Regions from separate parts of the Homo sapiens genome. Here region 2 is linked to region 1. A link is a contact called in ENCODE Hi-C or POLR2A ChIA-PET data. All regions are on one chromosome and are shown on one strand. The core of a region is the stretch at or near the end of the contact, and the rest is flanking DNA. Distances in the headings are between cores, read along the strand shown. Region 1 holds the start of ZNF92 (zinc finger protein 92). Region 2 has its middle 76 kb from the start of ZNF92.

Region 1 (2,720 bases), core at 213-2,712:
TCTAGCGACATTGCCATGGTAGGTATCTTGCCCCAGACAGTACTAAAACCCAGGACCAGAAAAAGAACTGAAGGGTGGCTGAGAACACATCACCCCATAAAGTTTCCAAAGGGAAAGCAACCATGACCCAAAAACATTCTGATAAGATCTCTGTGCCTAAGGAAGATAAAAAGAAAAGAGGCACAGAGATTTACAATACAATGTTAGGGGATTATTCTTTGCTTTCTTCTCATAGGAAATATTTACAAACAGGAAACAAATCTTTTAAAACGTGCCATCCAATGCTTTGCCAAAAATGATTAATTAAAATATGCCATCGAAAATGTACACTAAAGGAAACACACTTGCTAATGCGAATTAGGGAGGGTAAGTTGGCATTTGGGAATGTCAGAAGGAACTGGAAATTTAGTATTTTACTGCAAGCCAGAATTAAGCTGGAGGAATGAGGGATGGGGGGTAGACTTGAGACCCTGCTTGGGACACATGTGAAAACTGCAGGGGAAAATCAGTCCCCTGTGGATGTGAAAATAATTAAGTGGCAGGCAATTAGATTGAGGTGGCTCTAGTCCCTGGGTTCCTACTTTAAAAAAAATATAATTCAAATGCATTTTTGGCGGGGGGAGGGGAGGGTAAATAACACCGAGGGAACAAAATTCAGGCTTAACCAACTATAAACTGACAATCTCTGATTACATGACCAGGAAATTTCTACCTTAATCATACAAATTAAAAAACGACGTAACTGTACCTAACCAATTATTAAACTTGTTTTTTTTCATTATGCATCTTATAAAAGTGTTTCCTTCAAGCCCCTCCCACGGACCACAAACTACAAATCATAGCTGGGTGCTCTAAAATTCCTGAATCGCTCTTTGATTAAATTCTTCAATATTTTTACCTTGACTCCCATAAATTTTTAATAGGAAAAAAGAGGACCTGAGAACCACACGGACCAAAGCTCTTCCCATTCATAAACCCCGCACCCCGAGTCAGGATTCTTCTCTTTACTATTCTCCCGTCGTCCCTGCACACTCGGCGAGAGATGCGACGCTGCGGGTGCAGAGCTGCCCAGGGAGGGCTCCAGGCCAAAGCACAGTCACTGCGCAGGGAGGAGACAGGACGCCCGGGGTCCCGGCTGTCAGCCCAGCCGCCATCTTATGGCTGAAGGAGACTGAGGGCCGAGCTGCGCCAAGGAGAACTCGGGCCGCGGATCTCGGAGCCGACTGCGGGAAGGCCCGAGGCCCGCCACAGCCACTTCCAATCGGTTCCAGCCAGACCCTCCCCCTCTCTCGGGATGTGGGACCCAGCAGGCTCACCATTTCTAGGCTTCCAGGGGGTCCTGGCGTCTTAGCTGTGAACCTCCAAGTTCTTGCAGGTAACAGGGTCACAGCGGCGAGCCTTTATCAGCACAGGACGCAGAGCAGTGAAGACTAGACGTGGAGCGCCGGCTGCAGCGAGAGACAAAGGCCCCGCCAAATCCCGGAAGCTGTGCTGTCCGCTCCAGTTGCGTGCCTGATTGGATGGTTCCCAGCCCAGCGTTCCTGATTGGATAACGTTTAAGGCCCCGCCCCTTCGGGCCCTGAGTGACGGGAGATGTGATCAGATGCTGGACTGAAGGAAGAGTGACAGCCTAAGCTGCAGCCTTTTCAGACGGGGCTTCCTCCCTGAGCTGAGTCAGGCCCACCCCAGACAGTATTTGCATTTAACCTTGTGAATAAGGCCATATGCATTTATAAATAGTATATTATATGTCTATTCACAAATGCAAAGAATATAATACCAATTATTCAAAATTTTCAGATTTTATGACCTTCCTGGCTTCTGGTTTTGTTGTTTTGTTTTGTTTTTGGTTTTTGTTTTTTGAGACAGAGTCTAGCTCTGTCGCCAGGCTGGAGTGCAGTGGCACGAGCTCAACTCGCTGCAACCTCCGCCTCCCAGGTTCAAGCGATTCTCCTGTCTCAGCCTCCCGAGGAACTGGGACTACAGGCGCACGCCACCACACCCAGCTAATTTTTGTATTTTTAGTAGAGACGGGGTTTCACCATGTTGGCCAGGATGGTCTTGATCTCTTGATCTTGTGATCCGCCCGCCTCGGTCTCCCAAAGTGCTGGGATTACAGGTGTGAGCCACAGAGCCCGGCCAACTTCTGTTTTTTTAAGCAGGCAGCCTGAAATTTTAAAAAGAAGGCAATCCTCTAAAATAAAATGTGGGCGACACGTGAATTGTACATTTTTTAGCAGCCAAACTTTAAAAAGAAACAAGAAACAGGTGAAATTGATTGTAACAATTTAACCCAATATATCTAAAACCTTATTCTAATATGTGAGTGATATGTAATTATTAATAAAGTATATATATTTATTTGGAACTGAATCTTTGAAATTAACTCTATTTTACCTTTCTAGCACATTGCAATTCAGACCAGCCACATTCCAGGCAGCCAGTAGCTACACATGGCCAATAGCTGCCACATTGAAATGCAGCCCTGACATCAGGAGGGTGAAGGGTCTGAACACCCCTTTTCTGCCAGAAGTGAGGGGACAGCCTCTCTTTACCAACATCTTTCTACAGTTTTGAGGGTGGAACAAGATAGTCACCATAGAAAGAGCAGAGGGCAGCAAGAATAAAATAACCACAGGTACACCACTGCTGGCCACCTGTTGCCCACCTTTCTTCCAGAGATCAGACAGTAACCAAAAGATGATGGGGCCACAGGAGAT
Region 2 (2,702 bases), core at 121-2,620, 76 kb before region 1:
CTTAACCTTTTATTTTCCTCATCTGTAAAATGAAAAACACAATAGTAGTCATGGAGTTGTTGTGAGTGTTAAATGAGAAAATGCACGTGTAGTGCCAAGCCAACAGTAAGCACTCAAGATATGTTCATTATTCATATTATAACATTGCTACTTTAAATTATTTCAGGAGCGAGAGGTGCAAAAGAGAAATATAATTATTTATTCTCCTATTTCAAAGTTTGATCTTTATCTCCCGTCTTCTTCTTCCTGTCTCATGAATTGTCTTTCAAGCAAATTATTTGCTGCTGTTTCTGCACTTTAATGAAACTCCTTCTACTATGTTACAGGCTAGTGCTTCCCAAACTTACTCGATCTTAAGAATCAGCAGAAGCACTTACTAAAAATACAAATTTCAGCTGGGTGTGGTGGCTCATGCCTGTAATCCCAGAACTTTGGGAGGTTGAGGTGGGAGGATTGCTTGAGGCCAGGAGTTGAAACCAGCCTGGACAACAGAGTGAGACCCCATCTCTATTTTTTAAAAAATACAGATTTCTAGTCTTTTTTTTTTTTTTTTTTTTTTTTGACAGAGTCTCGCTCTTTCACCCAGGCTGGAGTGCAATGGCACAGTCTCAGCTCCCTGCAACCTCCACTTCCTGGGTTCAAGTGATTCTCCTGCCTCAGCCTCCCCAAGTAGCTGGGATTACAGGAGCCTGCCACTACGCCCAGCTAATTTTTGTATTTTTAGTAGAGATGGGGTTTCACCATGTTGGCCAGGCTGGTCTTGAACTCCTGACCTCGTGATCCACCCACCTTGGCCTCCCACAGTGCTGGGATTACAGGTGTGAGCCACCACGCCCTGCCCAGATTTCTAGTCTTACACACCTAAAATTGTTTTATAAATGAATAGCTCTAGAACGGTGTTTCTGGGACTAAAGTATTTTATACCACATTGTCTATACTTTTCTCCAAGAATCTAATCACAGACAAATTTCCACACTTGCTTCCTATGTAGTTAGTGTCCCTTTAACATTTCAATTTTTGTTTCCTTGTTTCCCTTTTGTAACTTTTTCTGCTACTTTTTTTTGGTTGTTCCCTTACCTCTTGTCCTGCCACTTGTGGGAGTCTGTCTTTTTCCAACTCCTGAGGCAATAACAGGTCTTTTCCCACCCATCACTCCAGCACTGCTTTGGGTAAAGTATTTAAGAGCTAAAATTGTTGGCCTGGTTGGGTCAATTGGGGAATGAAGGTATATCCACATTAAGAGAAATAGTTACTCAGTAACTGTTTCAGCCACTTCTTCACAGAGAAAACCATCTGTGCCTTTTTAAATTTTTATTGGCCTGATTGATGGCTCTACAACACAGTGAAGAAGTAGCCCCACCCACCACAGCGTTCTTCATCCTGCTGGGGAAGCCACACAGAGTTGAGACCAAAAAGTACGGAAGGAAGGAAGGTAGAAAGGAAGGAAGGAAGGTTTTATCTGCCTTCCTTTGTTTTCTGTGGATAAATGCCAAATCCCTCTTACTTAAACTTTTCCCCTTTCCTTTACTTTGTCTCCAAGTTTTTCTTAGAATGAATGAGTAAATTGTTCAAATTTTCTCAATAATCTCCCTCCATAACTCATTCCAAAGTTTAATTACTTTGACAGAAGAAAGGGAGGGAAGAAGGAGGGAAGAAAGGAAGGAAAGGAGGGAGGGAAGGAGAGAGGATGGAAAAGAAGGAAAGAAAGAAAAAGAGAGTAAATAAATAAAAAGAAAGGAAGGATGGAAGAAAGAGAGAGGGAGAGAGACAGGGAGAGGAGAGGAGAAGAGAAGGGAAGGGGGGAGGGGGGAGGAGAGGAGGGAGAGGGGAGGGGAGGAGGGGAGAGGAGAGGAGAGAAGAGAATCCTACCTATTAAAATCCTACAATCTGCCCTGCTTTTACCTTAGGGCTGTTCTGACAGTTTCCCCTTGTTACACATGTGTTGCTAGGATAGTACAAGTATTTTCAAGATGAATTCTCTGCCAAAAGGTCTTGCCACTGAGTCATCACCATCTTCATCTTTTTAAAAAACATGAGCAAGCCTCAGCAGCACTTCATTCACATTAGTAAACATTACCTAGGGAAAGAAAGAATAGGCCTCAAGAACATGACATCATCATTAAAAAATAAATGCTTTCTGAGTCCCTACTCAGTGTGTGGCACTGTGTTAGCCCTAGAAATATAAAAATGTGCCTGCTTTTAGTCTCACACGCACACACATATACTCCAATATGTCAAATCCAGAGAAGTGGTGCAGACTAGAAAGATTATCAGAATTCCAAGGAGGGAGCAATTCTGCCCCAAGGGCCGGGGGTGGTCACAAAAGGTAGGGCTCCAGGCCCCAAAGAAAGGGTAGAGAGTTTGAGGGAATTAATGTGAACAAAGACCAGGAAATATTAATGAAAATAGTTTGGGAGAAAATAGTTAGTGTGCCATTTGATGGGAGCAGACAGTTTGTGTGGACTGGAAGATGAGTAGGAGGTAATAATGGAATGGTAGACCATAGTCTGCTTGGAGAGGGCCTTGAATGGCAGGCTAATTAGTGTAGCCTTAGCCTATAAGCAATAAAGAGCACCACTCTCACAGATAGCATAGAGCAGACCACTGAAGCTTCAGAGTACCTTCAATCAAAAGAAGCACGGACATTGATTACAGGAACTTTTGTGAAATGTCTCAAGTCTGTATAACTATTTCCCATATTT

The links. Hi-C counts contacts between places; a loop is a spot of excess contacts on that map. ChIA-PET counts read pairs that join two places held with the same protein, here RNA polymerase II (POLR2A). Pooled maps may share reads with other maps.
Region 2: a map of endothelial cell of umbilical vein shows a loop between it and region 1 (5-fold over the local background). The contact joins the enhancer-like site here to the promoter of ZNF92 in region 1. A Hi-C loop is called at or near these places in 5 of 168 maps with a recorded cell type or tissue (HepG2, MCF 10A, PC-3 and 2 more) and 6 of 50 pooled maps. POLR2A ChIA-PET finds 5 or more read pairs at or near these places in 4 of 52 experiments (A549, GM12878, HEK293 and 1 more).

What each region holds. Positions count from the first base shown.
Region 1 is chr7:65,372,597-65,375,316 of GRCh38, reverse strand. It overlaps ZNF92 (zinc finger protein 92), which reads right to left and starts at 1,462. Exons shown (of 4, transcript NM_152626.4): 1 at 1,317-1,462. The coding sequence starts at 1,319. RefSeq lists an enhancer at 1,032-1,431 and a silencer at 1,327-1,597.
Region 2 is chr7:65,448,304-65,451,005 of GRCh38, reverse strand. No RefSeq gene overlaps it. Among named protein-coding and RNA genes, the nearest start is that of ZNF92, 76 kb to the right of the region's middle. Within about 2 kb of position 1,370, at least 2 of the 41 ENCODE cell types and tissues checked have a DNase peak (open chromatin) inside an H3K27ac peak, as active enhancers do.